3 separate regions of the Mus musculus genome follow, and all the other regions are linked to region 1. A link is a loop called in an ENCODE intact Hi-C map of the cell type or tissue named here. Cell type or tissue: heart. All regions are shown on one strand.

Region 1 (8,000 bases):
GCAGGAAGGAGCACAGGACATTTGGGAAATTGATGGGAGGCTGTTGTAGTCATAGCTCAGAAACCAAGACAGTGTGTGAGGTGCGGGCCTTGCAAGTTGGTGTGTGCTCTAGCCAAAAGTGTTATTAGGAATTTGGAACTATCAATTCATACACTCTCCACACCACCGTAGAGAAGGTATTGCTATTGTACCCCCATTCTCCTGATGAATACACTGGGGTGCAGAAGAGATCACTCTGGGTTCGAGTCAGGCAGTTTGGCTCCAGTGCTGAGGGCTGAGGAGGTGGCTGAGGAGGGGCAAGGGTTGAGCCCGGTGGGCTACACCCAAGCTTGGGGTCTTATTCCAAATGCATTTAAGATAAAAGGAATGATATTATTTTGGGGAGGGGACACATATGTCACAACAAACACGTGGTGGTCAGAGGTCAGAGGTCAACTCTCGGGACTCGGTTCCCTCCTTCTGCACTCAGGTTGAGAGACTTGGCAGTAGACACCTTTACCCACTGAGCTACCTCACCGGACAGTAAGCTAACCAGGGCTGGGTTTTAAACTGAGGCTGGCGGGGGGGGGGGGGGGGGATGCTGAGGGGGGGAGGCTGAGGACAGGGGATAGGGAAGTGCTGAGTGGGACTCCAGGCTGACCTTAGCTCCCTGAGCCAGGTTGGTGGGAGAGAGAGTTGCTAAGGTTTAGGACATGGACCAGAGTGAGCCTGCCATATTCCAAGGTTTTAGCTTGTCCATCTGGGGGATGACAGAGCCATGTCCTGGGATAGGCAAACCCTGGAGGAACTTGTTTGGGGGAGAAAATCAAGGATCCAATGTCAGGCTGAGGTCTGTCAAAGGGTAGACATCATTGATGCTGTGGCTGGTGTCATACCGGGAGCAAGGACAGGGAGCAGGATCTGGCCTGAGAATTCCTTCTTCCCATGCTTGGCCAGAGGTGGAAGGAACATGAAGGGGCTGAGGGAGAGATGTTTCCAGGAGAGGCTGCTTGTCCCAGGAAGCCAGTGAAGCTGGAGACTCAAAGTGTCGTCCACCAGAGATTCTGTGGTCTGTGGCATCCAGGGGCTGAGAACAGTGGATGGAATGGCGAACACGACATCTTTCAAAGTCTAGCTGTACATGTAGGTGCTTGCCATCAGCTACCCATATGGTGAAGGAAAGGACCAGCTTTTGCAAGTTGAACTTTGACCTCCTAACATGCACGCTTCTTCAACACACATACACAATATATAAATAATAAATATAATTTTAATGTCTGGCTCTGAGAGTGGGAGAGTGGATCTGGTTTTAGGGAAGTGTGTGGCGGAGGGTTTCCTAGTGTGACAGTGACTGGAACATCTTTCCGTGGGGTCAGGTAGGTGTAGTGGACACTGTGGGGACAGTAGCTTCCTCCATGACTGAAGCTTCCCTGTGGGTGGAGGTAGAGGTAGCGACCCACAGCTCTTTTCCAAGCTCTGTGGGACATGCCCAGGGCTGAAAACGAGGTGCTTTGCCCTGATTTGTGCCAACTGTCAGGCAACTTGGGTGCTCAATAGAGCAGTCTGCACAGGACGGACAACGTGTAAACTCACCCAGAACTTGGCTGAGTCAGGACGAGGCCACATAACGTGGCCCGCATTCCTGTACAGATGTCTGTCTTGAGGGCCCCAGGCTGACCTCCCTGCTTGTATTTGCCGGTGACTGCCATCCAACACAACAGCTCAATATGTCATGGAGAGTCGTGGGTGTTTTTTATGAAAGAGAGGCAACTCATCATCCCCAGGGAGGTGTGGAGAACGAGAGAAAGAGAGAGAGAGACAGACAGACAGACAGACAGAGACAGAGACAGAGACAGAGACAGAGACAGAGACAGAGAGAGGAGGAACTGTTCTGGGCCTTGCTGTGGTTGCTGTGTTTCCAGTCATTGCTGGGCCCAGAGACCAGCCACCTTTGGAGAGGGAGGGAGGGAGGCAGATCGGGCTCTGAGGAAATCTAGTGAAAGTCAATGGCGGCAGACAGTACAACCCCCCTCCCCCCATGGCTGCTGCTGAAGGTGGTGGGGGAAAGACACAACAAGATGCAAGGGTCACCGTGGGACCTGGCAACCCAAGAGGATGGAAACACACAGGTCAACAAATGGAAGCTCGCGGCTCCCAGCAAGTCACACTGAAGCCGGAGCCCTAGTGTGATGGCGTTTGGAAATGGGGGCCTTTGGGAGTGACTAGGTTTAAGTGAGGTCATGATTGAAGTTAGGATCTGACCTTGGCAAGACCAGACCTTTAGATCCCCTCCCCTTTAAGAACGTGGCTAGAAAGTGCTGCCTGCAAGCCAGAGATGCCCTTGTCCCTGTCCCCACCCCCCCCCCCCATCCCACTGTGCTGCAGCCTCAGCAGGAACATCCGGCCTCCAGCTTTGTGAGGAATACATTTCTGTTGACTAAGCAGGTTACAATAGCAGCTGCAGCTCTCTGAGCCAATGTGGCCACCGAAATGCTTGTACGGCGCTGTCTGTCTTGACAGCCTCTGAGAGGGTAGAACCCATGATCCTTCAGTTAGCAAATGAATTAAGACAAGGTGGCAGGGGCTGGAGAGATGGCTCAGAGGTTAAGAGCACTGGCTGCTCTTCCAGAGGTCCCCGAGTTCAATTCCCAACAACCATATGGTAGTTCATAACCATTTATAATGAGGTCTGGTGCCCTCCTGTGGCCGGTGGGCATACATACATACATACATACATACAGAACACTGTATACATAATCAATCAATCAATCAATCAATCAATCAATCAATCTTTTAAAGAAAGAAAAGGAAGGAAGGAAGGAAGGAAGGAAGGAAGGAAGGAAGGAAGGAAGGAAGGAAGGAAAGGTGTCAGCTGAGCCTGATGATGCAATGTCAATGCTTGAGAGGTGGAGGCAGGATGGTCAGAAGTTCAAGGCCCTCCTCAGCTGTACACTGAGGCAGGCTGAGGTTCAGAGTAGCTTTCCACATCCTACAACGCTCTGCTGAGAGTCCAAGGTGTTTAAGCTAGAATCCAGTCTTCCAGGCTACTACCAGAGTACATTCGCCAAAGTAGGAGAATAAACATTTTATTTAACAGTTAGTCATTAGCTTGCCTTAGGACTTTAAATATATAGGTGTACAGCAAGAGGCCTCTATTTGTTCTCTTCTGCGCCCTGCTACCATCAGGGCTGGGCTTGCATCAGCCGTACTCACTGGGAGCCCCAAGCTCCAGAACGCATGCGTAGAACCCCTGCCCCAGGGCACAGTGCCAGGCACATGAGGACCCACAATAAATATGGACTGCATGAAACCAAGGGAGAAGCCTGTGGGAAAGGCTGGCATAGTCTGAATGCTCAATAAATATTAGCTATTATTGTTTGTTGAGTCAGTGGGGGTGGGTGGAGCTGGGGGCTCAGATCCATAGATTGAGGTGCACGAGGGAGGAAGCGGGCAGTTGACACAGGTTCAACTGTTTGCCTAAGGCTGTGACCTCCCGGACAGGCCTCTGCATGGCAAGTGGGTACCAGGTAGGCATCCAGCCAGCCAGGATGTAGACAGTGGTTGGGGGCTTTAGGTAGGCACCCAGCCAGGGTGTAGACAGCAGCTGGAGGCTTCTATTCATGCTGCCCCCCCAAACAGCTGTGGTAGGTTCCCTGCTGCCTTCGGGGGGCCCCCAACCTCTAACCTACACGAAGTGCTCCAGCATTTACTCTGGTCTACCTACAGGCTGTGCTGCAGTGGGGCAGGGGCGTGACTCCCTCTTCTAGAAGCTGGGCTTGCTGTGGGGATAGCCTTTGCAGGGAATCAGATCACCTATGGACCCCTGAAGTACTGTGACTTCTGCAAGCCCCAGATTGCCAGGTTTGGTATGTGGTTAGTATGAAGAACGTCTGTAGAGAGCGGGTGTGGCCCAAGGAGAGAGGGAAGCATCGGAAAAGTTCTCAGGAGGCCTGCATCAGGGTGGCACTGGAGCAGAAGGCTGAGGGAGGCAGTCAGTGGCCTGGGCTGGCAGCCAGGGTCAGTCCTCCCCTGGCAGCAGAGACAATGTCAGTAGCTGCTTCATGACCTCTTGCGTAGCATGGGGCCTACAGGGTCTCCACCAAGGCCTGGACAGGTACAGGCTTAAGGAAACCAGAACGCCCTCACCAAAATCCCCTCTCCCAGCTGTGGGTGGGTGGTGGTGGTGGAACTAGAAAGACATTCATTTCCCTCCACCAGGCACGTTCTCACATCCACACAATAGGCGGCGCTGTAATTAGGGAAATGGCCCTAATGGGGACGCGAGAGGGAGAAATCACATTTCATGAACTGCCCACCAGGGGTCACTGTACCCTCTGAATGGAAGGGCGTTGAAGTCACAGTGCAGCGGGGGTGGGAAGCGGAGAGCCTCAGAGGAGGTCCAGCCTCACGGCCTCCAGCTAACCCACGGTCCACAGTCAGTGCGGTGGGAAGATGTCCGCGCACTGATGTAGGATGAGCTCCACCACCTGGTTCTGGAACACCATGGTCATGGGCATGCTGGCCTCCTCCATCTCTGGCCGCAGCAGCGTGGGTCCGAACACTATGGCCACATTCTGCACAGTCATACGGTTCTGCTCGCCATGCTCGATGACCCTGCAGTGGGATTGGTGGGATTAAGAGGTTAGAGATTGGGGAGTCTCTCAACATGGGCTCCAGCCACGACTAGCCCTCCTCTTTTGCCCCAGGAAATACGGCTCGCTCACCGGCAGAGATGCTGGATGAGCAGTCGGAGCGTGTCCTGGTTGGGAGCTGGCAGCGTGCGCACCAGGTCACGCACGCAGCGGCTGCGCTGGGCTGGGTCCTGCAGCTCTGAGTGAAAGAAGGGACCAGAGATGGTCTGCTGGCTGTAACGAAAGCGGGCCAGCCTCCCCATCCCTCCTTTTCCCAAGCCACTCACTAATGGCTGCTATGAACTGGTGGAAGTGCGAGAAGGGGAAGAGAGGTTCCGGCAGCTCTCGGAAGAAGAGCTTCAGGGCACCCGTGATCACGTGGACGTCTTCCCAGCGCCCGTCGTCCAAGTCCAAGCGTTCATCTGCCGCAGGGAAGGGCCCAGGGGATTGAGAGGCAGTCAGCACCCCCACATTCCTCCAGGCCCCAGGGCAGGGACTGGAAAAAGGCCTCACCGTGATCCACCTTATAGCGCAGCTTCTGGATGGTAGCCAGGTTCCCACTGATGCGGTACAGCCCATCAATATCCAGCCCTGCGGGAAAGGAAATGGCTGACCCTGGAAGGACTGGGGCACCTGACGATTTCTACTCAGGGTTTTCATACTCGGAGTTTTTCCGGCTCCTTCTTCTTGACCCTGTGCTCACCCAGGGGGGGGGGGTCTCCACCCTTAGCTCCCTAAAAGCCGGTCGTGAGGCGCTGCCTTGTCTGCGCATGCATACATACCCCGGGCCTCGACGGTGCGGATGCATTGCTGCACGAAGCGTGGCACAGGGCTCCTCTCGCGCTCACACAGTTGAGCCAGCGCGCATCCAAACACCTGGTCTGGGGGAGAGGTTGGTCAGCGCTGCCCTGCCCCGCGCCACCTGAGCCCGGATCCCGGCGAACTGCAGGTACCTTTGATGTAGCCCTTGTCCCGCAAAGACTGCAGAGTGGGTCGTCTCTGTAGGAATTTACGGAGCTTGTGCCGGACTCTGCTCAAGTCGCTTTCCAGGCCTCCGGGGCTGAGCGAGGGTGAGGCTGTCACAGACCGAACTCAGTCAGCAGGTGGCAGTAATGGCCCTAGACTCTAACCAGGGCATCACTTCCCGTCCCCCAGCGGGGGAGTCTTCTGGTCGCCTTCCCACCTGATCCCATCGCACACCTGCGTTCTGCCGTACATCCTCCTCCCGCCAGCTTCCGAGGCGCTCACTGGACCCGAAATCAGCACTGCTGGGCTCACCTTCCTCCCCTTGGAGCAGGTCTGCAGACTGGCAATCAGACAACCTCAGAGAAGCAAGGCCTGGGGCGGACTGGGGCCTCTCCCGACCAGCTCTGGCCTCGAGACGCCCCAGGAAGAGCTTGTTTTTCTCTTGTCAGTTTACTGTCCCAGCAATCAGACCTTCCACCTTCCCTGACTGCACAGTCCTCCAGGAGCTGCAAGGTTATCTATCCTCTCCCATTCTTACCCTGGCCACCTCTAGCCTCCTCTCAGTTCCTCAACTGTCTCCATCCCATTAGACTGGCTGCCACTATGAACTTACAATTCATATTGTAAGGCCAAGACCTCTGTTGATCATGCCAACAGTGCCTCCTGTCTCTGGATTCCTACAACCGAAATCTGTACCCAGTGCTAACCCATATGGAATTAAGAGACAGATATTATCAGGCCATTGTCATATAAGTAGCTGTTGATTTTGTCAGAGCCCTGGATCAAATTCAGGACCATTTGCATGCCAGGCAACCCCTCTGTCACACTCTGTCACTGAGCTATCCCCACAACCCATAATTGGCACTACTGGGGCTGTGGCTCCAGGGCAAAGCACTTGTCTAGAAGACATAAGGCCCTTGGATTCAATCTGTTAATGCTTTATCTTCTAGTTGTAGCCGTCATTCCTGTCTGGTTCCTAAGACCCAATTCCTGAGTCTGGTTCCCTCCCTCCCTCAAAATGACATGTCTCTTCAGGTTGTTCCTGTCCCCTCCTGTAGAGTCTTGCAAAACCAGCCCCAGAGCTGGTGTCATGAGGTTCTCTGTGCATAGCTGAGGAGCCTGCATAAAAAGCCCAAGTCCCTCCCTATCAGCCCCGGAGGTTCCCCGCTCTGCCTACCAGCTCTGAGATGCCTTCGGCAATGGCTTTGTGCCAGGTGCTGATGATGGCTTCGGAGTCGTGCTGGATCAGGTACTCCGAGCCATCTCGGCTTCGAAGCTGGAGGGACAAGTAGTCACACAAATCAGTTTAGTTCCCTATTCCTTCATCTACCTTGGGAGTAGGCTTAGAGAGAGAGAGAGAGAGAGAGAGAGAGAGAGAGAGAGAGAGTGTGTGTGTGTGTGTGTGTACTGAGAGGGAGGTGACAGGTCCCTGCCCTAAGCAACTCAGAGCCTAATAGAGCAAAGGCCACAGCCAGGCCTAATTCTTTCTCTTTGTTTAATGCTGTGGGTAACAGGTCCAGTACATTTGAATCACTTTTATGGGCATACAGCTCATAGTTATAGAGCTCATTGCTGCCCGCCACAGAACACAACACCCCCCCCCCCCAGGTCCCAAGCAAATGATAGAAAATTCCTATGGAAGATCCTTGCTGCTGGAAGAGCAATGGGGAAAACTACAGGGCGGAGCAGAAACAGATGCTCGATGATCCCAAACACCCGGAGGCTATGGAGTTTCGCCAGCTGCAAAGCCTGGCTTTAGAAGTCTACATCAGTCTTGCCCTTTGGTCCAGAGAGAGGCAGACAGCAGAATCTGGCTCACACAGTGGGGAACAACTTCTAGACTCAGAGAAAACTGTCCTTTGGTTCTTCTCTTTTTAAAATTATAACTAAGAGGCAGCAGAGATGGCTCAGCCAGCAGTGAAGAGAGCTTGTTGCTCTTGCAGAAGATCTGGGTTTGGTTCCTAGCACCCACCAGGTGGCTGACAACCATTCAGTTCCAGGGAACCCAATATCCCTCCCTTTCTGACTTCTGTGGGGTACCAGGCACACATGTGATGTGCGAGCGTGTGCGTGTGCGTGCACACACACATATGTATACATGAAGGCAAAAGATTCACATATATAGAATAAATAAATCTAGAACCAACTAAAGCTTGGAGAACGGTAAAAACAGGACACCAGGGCTTCCGGCAGCCAGGCTTCTGCACTTCTCCCTAATACGCTATCTGAAGCAGTCCTAAGGTCCCAGCTCAGTTTCCGTGGGGCTCTTTAGAAGGACACTTGTCCCACTAGACCCCAGGTTCATAGAAACACATTAGAAAGCTCTTTAAGAACCAAGGATCAGGAAACAGCTTAGATTCCCCGGAACTGAGAGAGGATCCTCTCCCCCACGGTAAAGATCTGTCTGTGTAACTGATGGCTGTC
Region 2 (8,000 bases), 67 kb after region 1:
CAGAGGTAGTGAGAGGGTCGAGTTCAGAGAGGGGGCAAAGCCCAGAGAGCGACAATGGGGTGAGTGTCCATTCATTTAAGATGGCTGACTTGTAGGAGAGTTCGAAGGACAAGGATGTTAGTCCTTGCAGGAAGCTCAGGAGGAACTCAGCCTCCTCGGCATCTCGAAGCAGGGCTGTGGGCTGATAGTACTCGCACAACCGTGCAGGTTCCTGCAGGAGCAGTTTCAGATAGCACTCCATCAGACCGTCATTGAGGGCCAACCGCAGCCAGGCTCGGCAACGGCCTACATCTGTGTTGATGAAGACCAGGTGCTCCAAATCTGAGACAATGTGTCTGCAGGGGGACAGAGCAGATGTGTTGCAAGAAACTGCCTCAAATCTCAGAGATGTGGTTCAAGCTACTGCTTAGCAAGAACGAGTGATAAAGTACTGAAAACATGATCGTATTCAGACATAAAATTCTGGGGACGATGTCTCGGGAATGCAGGAAAGCTGAGCTGTTGAGCTCTAGCTACCAAACATCATCTGCTAACCCAGGACATACCGGCTGAGTCCAACCCCAGTTCCTAGGGAATAAAGCCAGAGCTTGTGCACACTAGGCAAGCATTCGACTACTGAGATTCGCTCTCAGTCGAGAGCAGCTGGCACTGCAGGGAACACTCAGACCCTAGGTGCACAAACTCAGTTCCCAAAGCTTCGGTCTGACACAGCCACAGTCCCCTTCTCTGCTGCCACGGTGTCCTGTGCAGAAGTGTACCCCCAGTCCTCTGGACTCAGTGTAAGCTGTACTTAACTTCGGCAGTATTACTGACTGGCTAACTGACTCAGGGTACCACTGAGCTGGATATAGAGACAACTAGAAACTCAGTCTCTGGGACTGGAGCGGTGGCTCAGTGGTTAAGAGCACTTGCTGTGCTTCCAGAGGATCTGAGTTCAAGTCCCAGCACATATGTTGAGTGCCTCACATACTCATAACTCCAGCTCCAGGGGATCTGATTACCTCTTCTGGACTCCATAGGCACCCACATGCATGTGGCATAGACACACAGGCACACACTCATACACACAAACTTAAAACAAAACTTAAAAACAAAGAAACACACTGTTACTTGGAAGAGAGCTAAAAAAACCAAGACAGGGCACTATCAGCAGCTACAGGAAGGCAGACCAAAGACTGACAAGGTGTCTTCAGGCACTTAACACTTTACGGAGGCAGTGCTAGGTACCAGCATAGGGTCTAAGCAGCCAAGGACAAGGCCAAAGACAGGGCCTTAGGGTGAATATTCAGAAATATATCTGGTTTCTAGGCTAAGTGCCACACATACCTCATCATGAACATAAAGTTCAGAATACAGGAGCTGGAGAAATGGCTCCCTGGTTAAAAGCACTGGCTGCTTTTGCAGAGGACCCAGGTTCTATTTTCAGCGCTCACATGGTGGCTGGCTCAATCATCTGTAGGTCCAGTTCCCAGGGGTCTGGCATCCTCTTTTGGCTTGTGTGCCCTGCACCAGACACATACATGGTGCACAGATACTCATGTAGGGGGATACTTACACATATAAAATTTTAAAAAACATATATTTTAAATTTAGAAGACAGACTTGAATATTCAAAGGCAAGTCAGCAACATTTCCTGCTGGGCGTGGTGGCGCACGCCTTTAATCCCAGCAGAGGCAGGTGGATTTCTGAGTTCCAGGCCAGCCTGATCTACAAAGTGAGTTCCAGGACAGCCAGGGCTATAAGGAGAAACCCTGTCTTGAAAAAAAAAAAAAAAAAGGAGAGGGGATACTTTAGTCTTCTCAGGCCACACCACTCAGCAGTAAGTACATGACTCAGCCTAGCGGAGTCTAAAGGTCATTAGTGCTGGGGTGAGGAGAAGCCACAGGCTCTAGAGGAGTGTCTCAGGGTCTGGAGGCAAGCCTTCCTTAAGCCTAGCCCTACAGTCACTGCATAGCGACTACACCACAACACTGCTTCTGGCTGTGCCACCCTGGAGAGGAGCCCAGCGCCCCAGGCTGAAGCTCCTCTCTCCCTGACGGATCTCACCTGTGGGTGATGGCTTTCAGAAGGGGCCAGAAGACAGGCTGAGGCAGAGCCTTCTGGTGAGTGTGCTTCTTCCTTTTGCCGCCAGCCTCGGCGCGGATGTGCTTGGCATGCAGGCCGTGGATGAACACAGCCTCCAGGGCACTGCACATGGTGTTGGCATCTCCATCTTCACTGGTGACCACTGTGTCCAGAGACACATGCTGTTTCTGCAGAGCCTTCACGGATCCCACGAGCTTCTTCTTGATGACCTAAGTTGTGTTAAACACAAGGGCAGACTTTAGAGGGAAGTCCTATGTGGAGCCCCTGGAATGTAGTCCAGGGCCTGTTTTTTGAGGTGTGTGACCACACACACTTATGTATGTAACCTAGACTCCTTCTGCAAAGCTAGCTATTGTGGCAAGTGAAGATCCGGCATACAGAAGAAATGGTTTTGTACATCTATTTTTTTTTTATTTTTTATTTAAAAGAAAAAGTTTTAATTAAATTTATTAATGTATGTGTGAGTGTTTGGCCTACATGTATGTATGTGTATCACATGTGTGCCTAGTGTCTGAGGTTAGAAGAGGGTATCAAATTCCCTAAAACTGGAGTTATGGATGGTTGTGGGCCACACACCATGTAGATGCTGAAAATCAAACCCAGATCCTCTGCAAGAGCAACAAGTGCGCCCTATCTCTCCCTCTCTCTTTTTAAAATATCTATTTATTTATTTTACGTACGTGAGTACATACATGGTCACTGTCTTCAGACACACCAGAAGAGGGCAATGGATCCCATTACAGATGGTTGTGAGCCACCATGTGGTTGCTGGGATTTGAACTCAGGACCTCTGGAAGAGCAGCCTGTGCTCTTAGCTGCTGAGCCATCTCTCCAGTCCCGTATCTTTTGGTTTTTAAAACTAAACATCAATCTTGTATTTAACTACTGAAATGGTGGCTTGGGGGCACTCGGCAGAGACAAGCTAAGGAGGCAGAGTATTTCTTTAGAACAATAACAAAGAAAGGACCAGCAAGTGTGGCTCAAGAGAGTATGCTTGACAGTTACAGCCCTCCATTAGATCCCCAACACTGTGGGGAGGAAAGACCAGTCAAGACCACAGATGTATAATTATATTAGCTAAGAGCCTAGGCCTAGAGCAAAGCTTTAAAGGATTTCTGTAGCTCTGGCTGTCCTGGAATTCACTTTGTAGACCAGGCTAGCCTTGAATCTAGAGATCTATCTGAACCACCATGCCCCGCAGAGGCCATTGCTTGAAGACAGAAATTGGTTTTTCTTTTCTCCTCATGTCTCTAACACTTGCCACTGTGTCTGATACAATAACATATATAAGGCATGCAATTCCAAATGTACACCAGGTGTTGGTGGGAAAATCATACAATCATAGATATGAGTGTATCAAATCTTTAGTGTTTAGCAAAGAACTAGACAGAACTGCAGAAGAACCGGTTTGAAGCAAGTATTAAGTTATAGATAAATACTTCACTTTTATTCTGACTTAATCTGAACAGAGGGTGTTGTTTGGAAAGTTGAATTTTAAAAATTAACAAGTTATAATTTACACTAACTTCTCTGATTTAAATGACAAACTTCGGGGTTTGTTTGTCTTGCTATTTTTGATCCTCCCCAGAAGTAACCACATTTTTCAATTTTGGTTAACTTTTACTTTCACAAATTATTACTACTACTGCTACTATTTTAATTTATTGACACTGAGCATTGCGGCACATTCCTTTAATCTCAGCACTCAGGAGGCAGAAGCAGGCAGATCTCTGTAAGCCTAAGGCTAACCTGGTCTACATAAGGAATTCCAGATCAGTCAGGGCTAAACAGTAAGACCCTGTCTCAAATGAAACAACCAACCAAGCAGATTCATTTACAATGGCTGCTGAGAGGAGAATCAGCCTTCTATAGGATGAGCACTAGTAGGCTGTCTAGTCCCCCATATGCAGAAGATTATATCCACAAGTATGTGTTTGTATACGTGTGAGGGTAGCAACAAGAAGCATAGAAGAAGAGATCATGAACTTGGAAGTGAGTGCTGGAGGTAGGAGGGCTAGAAATGACAGTGCTCACATATGAAATCCTAAAAAAAAGAAAAAAGGAAAAGGTTTGCTTGGCAGGAGCTGGAGAGGTGGCTCAGCTTAGGAGCACTGGCTGCTCTTGTAGAGGCCCAGGTTTGCTGCCTAGCATGCACATGGAGCTCACATCTGTAACTACAGTATAGAAATCTGATGCCCTCTTCTGGCCTCCACAGGCACCATGTGTGCATGTGATACATTTACATTTTTGGGCAAAATGTTCATATAAAAATAAAACCTCTAGGCCGGGTGGTGGTGGTACACGCCTTTAATCCCAGCACTTGGGAGGCAGAGGGAGGTGGATTCCTGAGTTCGAGGCCAGCCTGGTCTACAAAGTGAGTTCCAGGACAGCCAGGGCTACACAGAGAAACCCTGTCTCGAAAAAACAAAACAAAAAACTGAAAAAATATAAAACCTCTAAAAAAACCTTACTTTTAGTTTATGTGTATATTTTGCCTTCATGTAAGTGCACTGTGTGTGTGTGTGTTTATGTATGTATGTATGTGTGTGTGCACGTGTGCGGTACTCATAGGGACTAGAAGAGGATGGTGGATCCCCCTGGAACTGGAATAATAGGCAGTTGAGAACTAACACACTGGGTACTAGGAACTGAATCAGGGTCCTCTCAGCAAGTAAGGCCAGGAGTGGTGGCACACGCCTTTAATCCCAGCACCTGATCTTTGAGGCCAGACTGTTGCACTAGTGAATTCAAGGACAGCCAGGGCTACAAGAGAAAATTTCAAACAAAACAAAAACTAACCAAACAAAACCCAGTAGCAAGTGTGCTTAACTCTCAGGCACCTCTCCAGTATTATTTTATGTTTTTATCATTACTTTTAATCATAGATGTATTCCTAAACAAACAATACCAAAATTGCATTTACTCTGTCTACAGTTAATTAAACTTCTTGATCTGAAAATTTACAGTCAATAAAATACAAAGTTTTGGAAAAGGAAGTTCAGTGTTTTGTAGCATAATCAGAGAATTGTGCAACCTGTGCCATTAACTAATTTTAGAGCATTTCAACACCCCTGAAACAAACAGTGTATTCATGGCAGGGGGTGGGGTGGCTGCAGGGTAATCTGACTCAACAGATTTATCTATTTTGGACATTTCAAAGAAATGGAAACACACAGCATGTGACTTGGAGTTTGGTTCCTATGACTCGGCATGTGATCACGGGTTATCCGCACTACAGCACATTATCAGAACGTAGTTCCTTCTTACTGTCAGGTAAGACCACTCACATCTACTGCATGGATACACCAAGCTTTATTTATCTCGCCATTCATGAGAAAACGAATACCTGGCTGGATGGCACTTTTTGACTACAGTGCTGCTCTGAGCGTTTTTATCCACATCTTTATGAAGACATACTTCCAGGTCTAGAACCGATGAGCCATTGACATGTGAGCTCGCACAGTGACAGGCTTGCAACCATGACTGCTAAAGCTGAGGTCTTTGACAGTGATAGGCTTGCAACCCCGACTGCTAAAAGCTGAGGACTTACACGTGACTTCGAGGCTGTCTTGATAGTTAAGTTTAAGGCCAGCCTAGACTACATAGTAAAACCTGCCTTCAAATCCAAAGAATTGTTAAATCACATAAAATCTATGCTCCCCATGCCAGCCCGGGGATGTGGCTCAGGGGTAGAGCACTGCTTATATTTGTGGGATCTTGTCTTTCATCTTCAACACCAGAAAGAAAAGGAATTAAAAACAACCTTGCCAGGCAGTGAGTGGTGGGGCACGCTTTTAATCCCAGCACTTGGGAGGCAGAGGCAGGTGGATTTCTGAGTTCAAGGCCAGCCTGGTCTACAGAGTAAGTTCCAGGACAGCCAGGGTGACACAGAGAAACCCCATCTCGAAAAAACAACAACAAACAAACAACCCCCCTCCCCAGACCCCAAAACCAACCTCAAGGAGCTGGAGGGATGGCTCAGTGGTTAAGAGCACTAAATGCTCTTCCAGAGGCCCTAAGTTCAAATCCCAGCAACAACATGGTGGCTCACAACCATCTGTAATGAGATCTGATGTGTCTGAAGACAGCTACAGTGTTCTTATATATAATAAATAAATAAATCAAAAGAAGAAAAAAAGTTAAAAAAAAACCCAAAGCCTCAAAAGGCCTATTTATGTTTTCTAGGAAACAGAACTGTTTGCCAAAGTAGCCATGATCTTTACATTCTCAGAGATTAGAGAAGAGGTCTAGCTTTTTCATTTTTTTTGTCAACACTTGCTGATGTCTTTCTTATTACAGCCACCTTAATGGAGTAAGGCAACACCTTACCATGGCTTTCTCTTACATTTCACTGGGCTTAATAGCAATTAATTTAAAAGTAATAAACAGTAATAGAAAAAGCATCGTTTTGTGTACTTCCTGGCTTATTTGCATATCTTCCTTGGAGAAATCCTTTGTCCACTGTGTAACTTGTTTTTATGTGTGCTGTGTGGGCTTGTGTGTGTCAGTGCATGTGCAGAGCAACATATACATGTGGGCTGAGTGTCTTAGTCACACTACACATTAATCTTTTTTGTTATTATTGTGGTTTTTCCATACAGGGTTTCTCTCTGTAGCTCTGGCTGTCCTAGCACTCTGTACACCAGGCTAGCCTGGAACTCAGAGATGCACCAGCCTCTGCCTCCCAAGTGCTGGGATTAAAGCATGAGCCACCAGGCCCAGCACACATACACTATTCTTATAGGTTATGTCTCTTACTGAACTTGTGCTCAGCGATTCATGGCCTACCTGGCCAGTGAACCCTGAGGATTTCTCAGAAATGTGCCCTCCCTCTCCCTAACTGGGGTTATAGATAAAGACTGCCACAAGAGTTCTGGAGATTCAAACACAGGGCTTCACACCAGCACACACCATGGATAGCCATTTCCCAGCCCCCAGACTCTCTCTGAAAGGCTGAAATAGTTCTCACTCTATTTTGCGTACCAGACCTTTTTCAGAGAGAATAGCTTCTCTTTTCCTATGGACACTATCTTTTCATCCCCCCTCCAACACTTTATGAATAGTGTCCTTTGAAGCAAAGATTTCAATCTCGGGGTTGAATTTTAAATGTTACTTAAAATATATTATACATTATATAAAAGGCTAAAACTATTTCCAACTGAGTGCCTACCAAGTGCTGTGTCGGGGGATGCGGGGATAACTAGGCTTAAGCCTCAAGGGGTGGGGGGTCTGTGCACCTCTTGCTAGGAGGAGGTGAGGGCTCTGCTCCAGAGGGCCCAGCATGAAACAAGAATGACATCACAGGCCTAGCTGGAAGCCAGCAGGGGAACAGGTAGAGCTGACCCTCTAGTGGCCAGGAGAGGGAAGGCAGCTCTCTGAGGGCAGCAGCTCCTTGTGGCAGAAGATTCTGGTAACTAGAGAGCAGTACTGGGAGGAAAGAATTCTCCAAAGAAGCCATCATAGGATTCCACTGAGTCAAAAAGCTATATGACCTCCTGCCTTTTCAAGGACACAGCAGCCAGTCCAGAGCACCTAGGCAAGTCCAGGGCCAAGCACAGGGGAAAAAAAAACCACACATACACAACCATGACTACGAGAGGTTGTTGAAGAGGTAAACTGGCCACAAATATGTTTGCTTAAAGTTTCCCTGGAAAGCAGTACATGACAAAGATATATATGTATACATGCGGCCAACTTAACCCCACTATTGAAACTAATGAAATCAGCTTCGTCAGACAACTGAGGGCTTGAGCACACTGTAAAGTGCACACAAGCATGAAGACTTGAGTGGGATCCTCAGCACCCACATAAAAAACTGCACACGGTGACATCTGCAGTCTCAGCACTGGGGAGAGGGAGAGAGAATTCCAGGACTTGCTGCCAAACTAGTCCAACCAAATCAGCAAGCTCCAAA
Region 3 (8,000 bases), 340 kb after region 1:
AAAAAACAAAACAAAAAAATCACTTCCATTGACTGTGCTCTCAAATGCAGGTGTGTGAGCCTTCCTTAGGGAGTGTCTTTATTAGCCCATTATACAGACAGGAAACAGACTCAGCAGATGAAAGTCAAGGTTGGGGATGGTGACTTCACTAGGTTGGAGTTGGTGAGACCTGGCTACTGGGTGCTCCTGAGGAGACTTGTAGAGCCACAGTACACTCCTTCCTAGGTAGTGTGGTCCTAACAGCTTGAAATTCAGGAATGACTTAGGCCCTTCCCTACCCTTTTGGGTTCCAGAATGACATGGTACCTCCACCTGCACCTACTCCCATCCTGTGTCCCCCTCCCCAGCTTCCCTCCCTCTTCTTTGCTCAGTGCCCCCTAAAGCCAGTTCACTGAACACTAAACCCACTCCTCCTATCTGCCTAGGTCCCTGCCTCAGTCTCCAGCCCACTGCAGTACCCTTCAAGAGAGCCTACTTACCTAGTCCTGTCCCTCTGGATCCCAGGCAACGCTGCCCCAAGTGCCTGGCATCTAATTGCCGCCCCATACTATCTAATAATTAAGTTGGCCTCTTGATGGCCCTTTTGCCTCTGCCTCCCAAGTGCTGAGATTCAGGCCTTCATTACCATTCACAGCTTAAACGGACTTCATGGTTTTATATGTATGACTGTTTTTTCTGGGGGCGGGGGCATATGTGTGCACATGCATGCACATGCATGTGAAGCCAGAAGAGGGCACTGGATCCCCTGAACTGGAGCTACAGAGGGTTGTGTGAAACAATGTGCATTCTAAGACCGGAACCTGGGTCCTTCGCAAGAGCAGCAGCTCGTGCTCTATAGAGAGTAACCACTCTTCCGCCCCTTAAGTCGACTTTATGTTAGAAGGTGGCAATGCTGGGTGTGAGCTTTTTCCTTCACTGGGTTTCCCAGGGGGTCCCCATCTTTAACCAAGTGCAAGTAAGAGTGACCTTAACACTTATATTCCCGTGTCTTCTTATCAGAGATGACTACAGCTCTTGTTCTGAAATTCAGCTTTTGGCGTGGCCAACTGAGGGTCTTCTGGAGTCCCTAGACTGTGGTAAAAGGCTGCTTTCTGCCACAAGTGGAAAAAGAAATGGTTTCTCGTCTTAAATTGCTGTGGACACCGAATGCACACTCTAACTGTAACAACAGAACTTGACCAGCACGGGGAGACTGAGGTTTCATCTCTAAAACTTTTATCTTTCCCAAATTCACATCTGCAGAGGTCCCGTGGCTCTGAGGTTGCCCTGCCCTCCCACAGAGGGCATCTACTCCTTGCCTCTCTCACCCTGTGTCATGTGTCAGCATGTGTCAGCATGTGTCAACATGTGTCAGCATGTCCCGGACACAGAAAACTCCTCTTAAAAGTGTGGGGAGGCTACAGGGTGGGCTCTGCCCACATGACACCTGTTGCCATATTGGTGATGAGAGAAATCAATGTCTTCCTGCACCGCCCACACCCGTATCTCTGACAAGTTAACACCCACCACGCAATCAGCTCTGCCTCAAGCCTCTCTGTGTCTTAAGGGCAGCCAGCTCTTCCTGGGCTCCAGGCAGCTGCAAGGGATGGGGTGCAGGGATGGGGTGGGGATGGGGTAGGGGATGGGCAGCAAGCCCTCCCAACAGGTGTCTGTTTCCTGCAGCCAAAGGCTAGTTAGAGCGTATTAACGTGACAGACACCCTGCTCTTCTCAGCCCCTTTGGCTCTTCATCTCCTCCAAGCCCGTTATTGGCTATCATCTCTGGAAAAGCCCGACCTAGTAAATGTCCCTACTGGGACAGCTGTTGAGAGACATGGTCCCTCAGTTGTGGGGACTCTGTGTTACCTTGTCCTCTGGCTGGAGGACTAGGGCTAATCTCTGAAGCTAGATGGGGTTAACAGTGCACCACACTGGGAAGGCACTGTGAGCCCTCCCAGGAGAGCCTCTGAGAAATTCCAAAAGAACCCAGGCTCTGTCCCACACCAGGTAACTCAGAGCTTCTTGGAACTGACCCCTAAACTTAAAAAAAAAAAATCCTCCAGGAAGTGGCCAAGGCTGAGAAGCACCGCTTTAGTGACAAGAACTGAGCTTGTTGTCACTGTGGTCCCCTCTCCACTCCCTCTCTGGACTACAGCAGCCTCAGCAGCGGCTCAGCAGCTCTCACTAACAGCTGGAAGGAGGGGCTCTAAGACACCACCACTGGAATGGCAGAGTCAGAACAGCCTCTCACGTGGCCCGTCCCCTCACTCGGGTACCCAGAATTGGTCATCACTGTCTCCCACTATTTACTAGGGACTGGGATGACTGCTCCTGCTGACCTTTCTACTTTAAAACCCGACGCTAGTCAGTTTCTGCCCTTTACTTCCCCATCTGCTGCTGCTGAGCCCCCATGAGCATGTGGACCACAGCATTCGTAGCCATGAACTCAGGGTTAGGCTTCTGGGTATGACCACAGCTGAGCATTGAGCTCTAAACCCGTATGATGGGGCTAGGCTGGATTGAGGCATCTCCTGTAGGTCACTGACATGAGAGCTTGTGACCATATGACTGCCTACTATGTGCTGTGTGCCCTGACGCCCAGTAGGCAGGGAACACAGAGCCCCAAACCAGGTGTGACGTGGGAGAAGGGCTGAAAATGCACTATACAGATAGTGGAGGGCTGGCCTCTCACCCTGCAGTACTTTACTCAGGAGACAGAGCGCCATCAGCCAGTGAAGACCACCACTGGCCAAGGGCCATTTTAGGCCCTTCCTGATGGCCTAATGTAATAGAACCAAGAGTGAAATCCATGAGGGCCATCTAGTCTCAGACTGGCATTCGTGTCTGCAGCCGAGGTTATATCTGCACATGACATTTATCTGGGCAATGCACAAGGTCCACTCTGCATCCACACTGACAGTCAAAGTAAAACACTTCCACGTGGGGGACCGTGGTGTAGAGATGAGAAACGTTCTCCATGCCTGTTTGTAGCATGCAGAAGTCCTGAGGGGCGGGATGGAGTCCTGAAAACTGCTCGGGTTTCCTTGGTCATCTTTTGCCAGACTTCTAGAGTTCTAAAGCAGCCCAGAGCTACTGTACTGCCAAGAAACTTGCACCTCACAGGAATCAGCATCAAGCAAGGGCCTGAGAGGATCAGCCATGAGTAGAGATATATCACCCTCTAGTGGCAAGGTGTGGACATGGCACCTTCTAGCACCTGGAGACATTCGTGCTGCCTTGTTGCTCATTCCTGGCAGAGCATCTTCAGGGATGGGAGAAGCAGGTTGGTGGAGCTGGGACTACAGCCACACAAGGAGCCAGCTTCTCTGGAAAGCCATTAGCCCACTGTCTGCACAGCAGGCATATCACAGAACCTAACTCAGAGGATTGGGAAGGCTGTCTCCTACACTAAAGGCTATGGGGAAGCTGGCAGTACAAAGGGTCTGTCTGGTCTTGGCCTGAGGACAGGTGACACCCCACCCTATTCAGTCAGCAACATGCTCCTCTGCCGTTGCGAGTTACAGGAGGACTCCCAGAGATATGGCGAGAGGGCTTTATGACCTGTGTTCAAGTTCTCCTGATATGACATGCCTCTGCCTTCACGTTTATAGTCCTAATTTTGTATTTTAGCCTATCTATTTCCTTTTATGTATATGGTGTTTTGCCCGTATTTCTGTGCACAAGCTGTGTGTGTGCCTTGGACCTTCCTAGAAGAGGGCACTGGATCCTCTGGAACTGTAGTGTGTAGTTAATATGGCTGTGAGCCACCATGTGGTGCTGGGAATCAAACCCAGAGAGAGCAGCCAGTGCTCTAACTGCTGAGCCCTCACCCCAGGCCCTACGTCCTTGCTTTAATTATGGGACCTGAACTGCTGATGGAACACAGTGCAGTGTGAATGCCAGGCTAGCACCCTGGCACCAAATGACAGCCCCAGCCCCCAGTTGTTTCTAAGCCCTTAACTCTTCTGGAATGAGGTAGGTAGGCTACACTAAGACTTCACTGGAAACTTGCCAGTCTTGCTCTTTGTACATATGCAGAGCTGGTTCCAGATTCTTCCCAATGCTATCAAGAGAACAGCTATCTAAGAGGTAGCGGCTCCAGCAAACACATGGCAGTTTACCTGGGAACCTTCAGAACTGTTCTGAATCAGGTCTGGGATGTCTTTCACTTTCTACAGCTGCTTCTGAGACAGCTAGCTACCCAGCCTATGGCTCTGAAACAGTGTATATGAATGCTCCTAGCCTAGGAACAAAGGGGTAGTCAAGACAAAGAATGCCAAGTGCTTCTTTAAAGTTTTCTAAATAAACCTCAACTTTATTCAGCTGACATGTTCTGAAAACAAGGGGTGTAAATAAATTGCCAATCAAAGCTATTTAAATTCAACAAGGCAAGCTGGCTTTTGAGAAAAAGCTTGAAATGAAACCTGTAAAACCTACTATTTACTTGGTCCTTGGATTTAGCATTCCTTCAAGTGGCCATACATGGAGAATACATCTATTTTCTTAGTCTTAGATTCCTTCTGGCACCCTACTAGCTTCAAACCCTGTCACTTAGACGACTGTACCAAGGTGCACACATCATCTGCTAGCTGCAGCTTCTGACAAGCTCTGATAAGGATGCAGGCCTCCTCCACTAGAGGGCATCCCACTCAGGCTAGGGGCCCTTCCCTGCTGGAGCCTGTAAGGACAGTTTGCCCAATCAGGTCAGAGTCATCTCACAAGGCACTGAATGGAAATTTGAGGGAGGGCAGCCTGGGCAACCAGCTCAATGCCCCTTGAGTCCAGATCCTCTGCGTCCATTCCCTGCCCCCAGGCAGTAGTGCTGACCTCACCACAAATTCATTCCAAAGGGAGACCTGGCTGTGAAGGTGGAACATCAAGTTCACTAAAGCCAAGGACTGCTACAAAGGTGGAAACCCATTATGTACTACAAAACACTGCTCCAACAGCCAATGAAGGGCAGGGGCTAGGGCCTTTGCTGCCCACATTTTGAGTTCAAATGGCTCAATTACAGCTTGTACATCTTCCAAAGCATGCTGTCTGGTGGGATCTTCAGGTGCCAGGGGGCACAGGAGTCAGGTCTGTGCAGTACAAACTCTATGGCCAGCCAAAAGCCCATGCCCATCTGCCTCCCCAAAGTGAGATCGAGGTGTGGAGATGCTGCAGGTCTCCTGTCTCTAGGGCCACTGTTTCCACTCTGCAGGACTAGAGGGGGCACATTCCCCCTTTCTGACCAGCTATGGCACATTTAACCTACAGGGAAAGAGCAACAGACATTGCATCTGACCAGAACTGAGCTAATACCCAGGAAACTCAAGTTTAAAGTGTGTATAGTTGATAAAGTTCCCCAAAAGGATGCCACAGATGTACCCGAGAGACCAATACGGCTACACAAGGGGAAGGGTGAGACGTAACACCTACTGTGAAGAGGGAGACAGCAGAGGACGCTTAAGCAAACATAGGAAGTAGGTAGGGCAATCAAAGGATGGATTAATACTGACCAGTTTCCAGTTCTTAGGAGTTCTGGCATGTTTTTCCTACTAGGAGGCTACTAAATTTAGAACTGTTTGGGTGGACAGGGCCTGTGACTGATGAACAAATAAACTCACTAGATCGTTCTAGTACTTGCAGAGATTAATACAATGTGTGCTCAAGATACATTAACCCTCACACAAATTCTGCATTGCACCAGGTACTGACACAGCCTCAATCAAAAAGTAAAAATGCTCTGGTCCCTGAAAGTCTCACAAAAACACACTTCCCAGGGACATCCCCAGGGTGGCCTGAAAGGGCTGGGGAAAATGGAGGCTTAGCTGATTGATATATTGCTAATATGTTTCAAGGGGTAGATAGTCAAAGAACTTGAGAGGGCAGAACTAGATGAATCTGCAGCTGACAAGTCGCCCATTGCTCATGGCTACTTTCAAAGTGGCAAAGGCCCATCTGTCAAAGCCTGGGTGCAGGTGCCAAGCTACCGTCTCTGAACTGTAAGAGCCACTGCCGTATTAACTGGAAAACATTGGTGACTCAGGGCTTCCGTGTCCAGACTGAACACTCCCTGGGACACTGACAAACACCCAGCAACCATGGCATGGAAACACTTGCATTATCAGCAGCAGCACTGATGTCTCTGCTTCCCTGGAGTAGCTGCTTCCAGGAAAGGGTGCTGGTGTTAGCAGTTAGTCACCTACATGTCATGTTTTCTTAGGGGCTGGGGCCAGCCAGTGGCTAGAAGCAAGGATGTGAGAACTGATCTATCCCAGAGGGCACAGGGAAAGACCTCTCTCCTCATCTTCTCACTTGTGCTCCAGCCCACTCCATCAGGAGTGAATAGTGTGGACAGTCCTGTGTAAAAGCCTCACCATGCACGCTTTCCAGGGCAAGCATCAGCTATGTGGACAAACCACAAAACCCAGCCATCCCTCCCCCAATGAAAGCCAGAGAACAGGGTCTTGACCCACTTCCTAAGCACCACACGTCTTGGTGACCCAAGGTCCTACTCCCCAGATGTCACAGAAAACAAAGCAGGTTTGATACTAAGCCACGATTAGTCCTGAGGGGAGAGGTGTCTTCACAGTTAAGGCATACATTTCAAAAGGGCCTCCCAGCCCACTTCTTGCTTGCACATGCGCACACAATGGGAAGGCTGTCCAGTGCTGGGTACAGCTGGCTCATGTCAGGTACTGTACCACGAGGAACATGACTGCACAAGTGAGCAGCATCCCACCGATCATGAAGTACTTGTCCTGGAAGGCCCGCTTCTCAATCAGCCTCATCACTGTGTTGGACAAGCCGAGCATGTTAGCAATGTCAAGGATCTTCTTCTGAGTCCCCTGGAGAGATGAGAAGAGAAAGAAAGACAGAGATCAGCCTCACTGTCAAGGGTGGTTAAAGGTCACCACAGCCAGGGTTTTACTAGCAGACACTGTCTTCTTGGTCATGCCCTGAGAAGATGAAAGAAAGCAGCATTCACCAGAAATAGATTCATTCTGCCACGGCCAACTAGTGTATGGTTGAAGGCTAAGAAGAAGCCTTTTAAACAAACGGTGCTGGAAATGGCCACATAGCACAGACATGCAGCATCCATGTACATAAGTAAGTACTGTTCACGTGTCAGTAAAACAGTGAACCTGGATTCACACTGCATACAGAAGCTGGGGCTAGGAGATGGCTCTGCAGGGTGCTCTTTGCTGTTCTTTTCAGGCATAAGGCCCTGAGTCTGGGTCCCAGAATCCATGTAAAACACCAGGTGTGGTTACGCCTCCAGCCTCACTGCTGTACGGCACTGAGACAGGAGGATTGCTGGGGCTTGCAGGCCATTAGACTCAGTGATGGGCAGTGTCAGAGAGTGATGGAGGACACCTGTGCATACTCACACATTATGATACAGATACACATCTTGGCAATAAAAAGGACCTAATTAACATATATAACCAAACATGTCATAACATGAATGAACTTTTAAAACAGAGGAAGAAGCCACACAACAGTATCAATGCAATCATATGAAGTTCACCAATATAACAAGAATTTTTCCAACCTTTGAAACTACTTTTTTATACCTAAGTCAATTCATGACAACTGTATTACATACATATACAAGCAGACAAATTCCTCTGCTAGTCTAAGATAAATTACACACAAGTGTTTTTTCTGGAGCTCATTAAATTTTTAGAGGCAAAGTGGCTCAAATGGGAACAAATACGCTCAGAAAACTATGGGAAAAACTAAGCAAGCGTGTTAAAGATTACTTACACAATCCACTGCACCTGATTTTTAATATTATTTTTGCTTGTTTTCAAGATAGGGTCTCCCTCAGAGTCCAGGCTGGCCTGGAACTCATGGTCCTCCTCCCTCATGCTCCCCAGTGTCAGGATTCTAGGCATGTGCTACATACCCAGCCTTTCCCAGCCTTCAAATATACAAGTGTCTACCATGTGCATCCAAATTAAAATTCTTACAATAGTAAGTGAAGAGCTGCTTCAGACTGGAGCTACTGTGAAAGGAAGGGCTTGTGGCAGA

The links. Peaks named below come from ENCODE experiments on the same cell type or tissue, not always from the same donor. Only the 100,000 strongest peaks of a DNase experiment are listed, where the experiment ranks them.
Region 2: it touches region 1 in a loop (8-fold over the local background); 9 of 42 quality-filtered maps call a loop at or near these places.
Region 3: it touches region 1 in a loop (2.8-fold over the local background); 6 of 42 quality-filtered maps call a loop at or near these places.

What each region holds. Positions count from the first base shown.
Region 1 is chr11:103,328,448-103,336,447 of GRCm38, forward strand. Arhgap27 (Rho GTPase activating protein 27) reads right to left here. Exons shown (of 18, transcript NM_001205236.1): 11 at 6,754-6,852; 12 at 5,811-5,916; 13 at 5,564-5,686; 14 at 5,393-5,491; 15 at 5,124-5,201; 16 at 4,898-5,032; 17 at 4,704-4,809; 18 at 3,037-4,593. The coding sequence ends at 4,416. Among named protein-coding and RNA genes, the nearest start is that of Arhgap27os3, 12 kb to the right of the region's middle. In heart, CTCF peaks have their summits at 2,660 (motif pointing left), 4,266 (motif pointing right), 4,465 and 5,702 (motif pointing right); DNase peaks (open chromatin) are centred at 3,604, 4,324, 5,654 and 7,314; H3K4me3 peaks cover 1,903 bases; H3K27ac peaks cover 388 bases; H3K27me3 peaks cover 3,441 bases.
Region 2 is chr11:103,394,980-103,402,979 of GRCm38, forward strand. It overlaps Plekhm1 (pleckstrin homology domain containing, family M (with RUN domain) member 1), which reads right to left. Exons shown (of 12, transcript NM_183034.2): 3 at 2,048-2,295; 4 at 1-335. Among named protein-coding and RNA genes, the nearest start is that of Plekhm1, 14 kb to the right of the region's middle. In heart, CTCF peaks have their summits at 4,288 (motif pointing left) and 7,440 (motif pointing right); a DNase peak (open chromatin) is centred at 4,272.
Region 3 is chr11:103,672,587-103,680,586 of GRCm38, forward strand. Gosr2 (golgi SNAP receptor complex member 2) reads right to left here. Exons shown (of 6, transcript NM_019650.4): 6 at 4,263-6,811. The coding sequence ends at 6,650. Among named protein-coding and RNA genes, the nearest start is that of Gosr2, 21 kb to the right of the region's middle. In heart, CTCF peaks have their summits at 737 (motif pointing right), 3,178 (motif pointing left) and 4,618 (motif pointing right); a DNase peak (open chromatin) is centred at 4,725.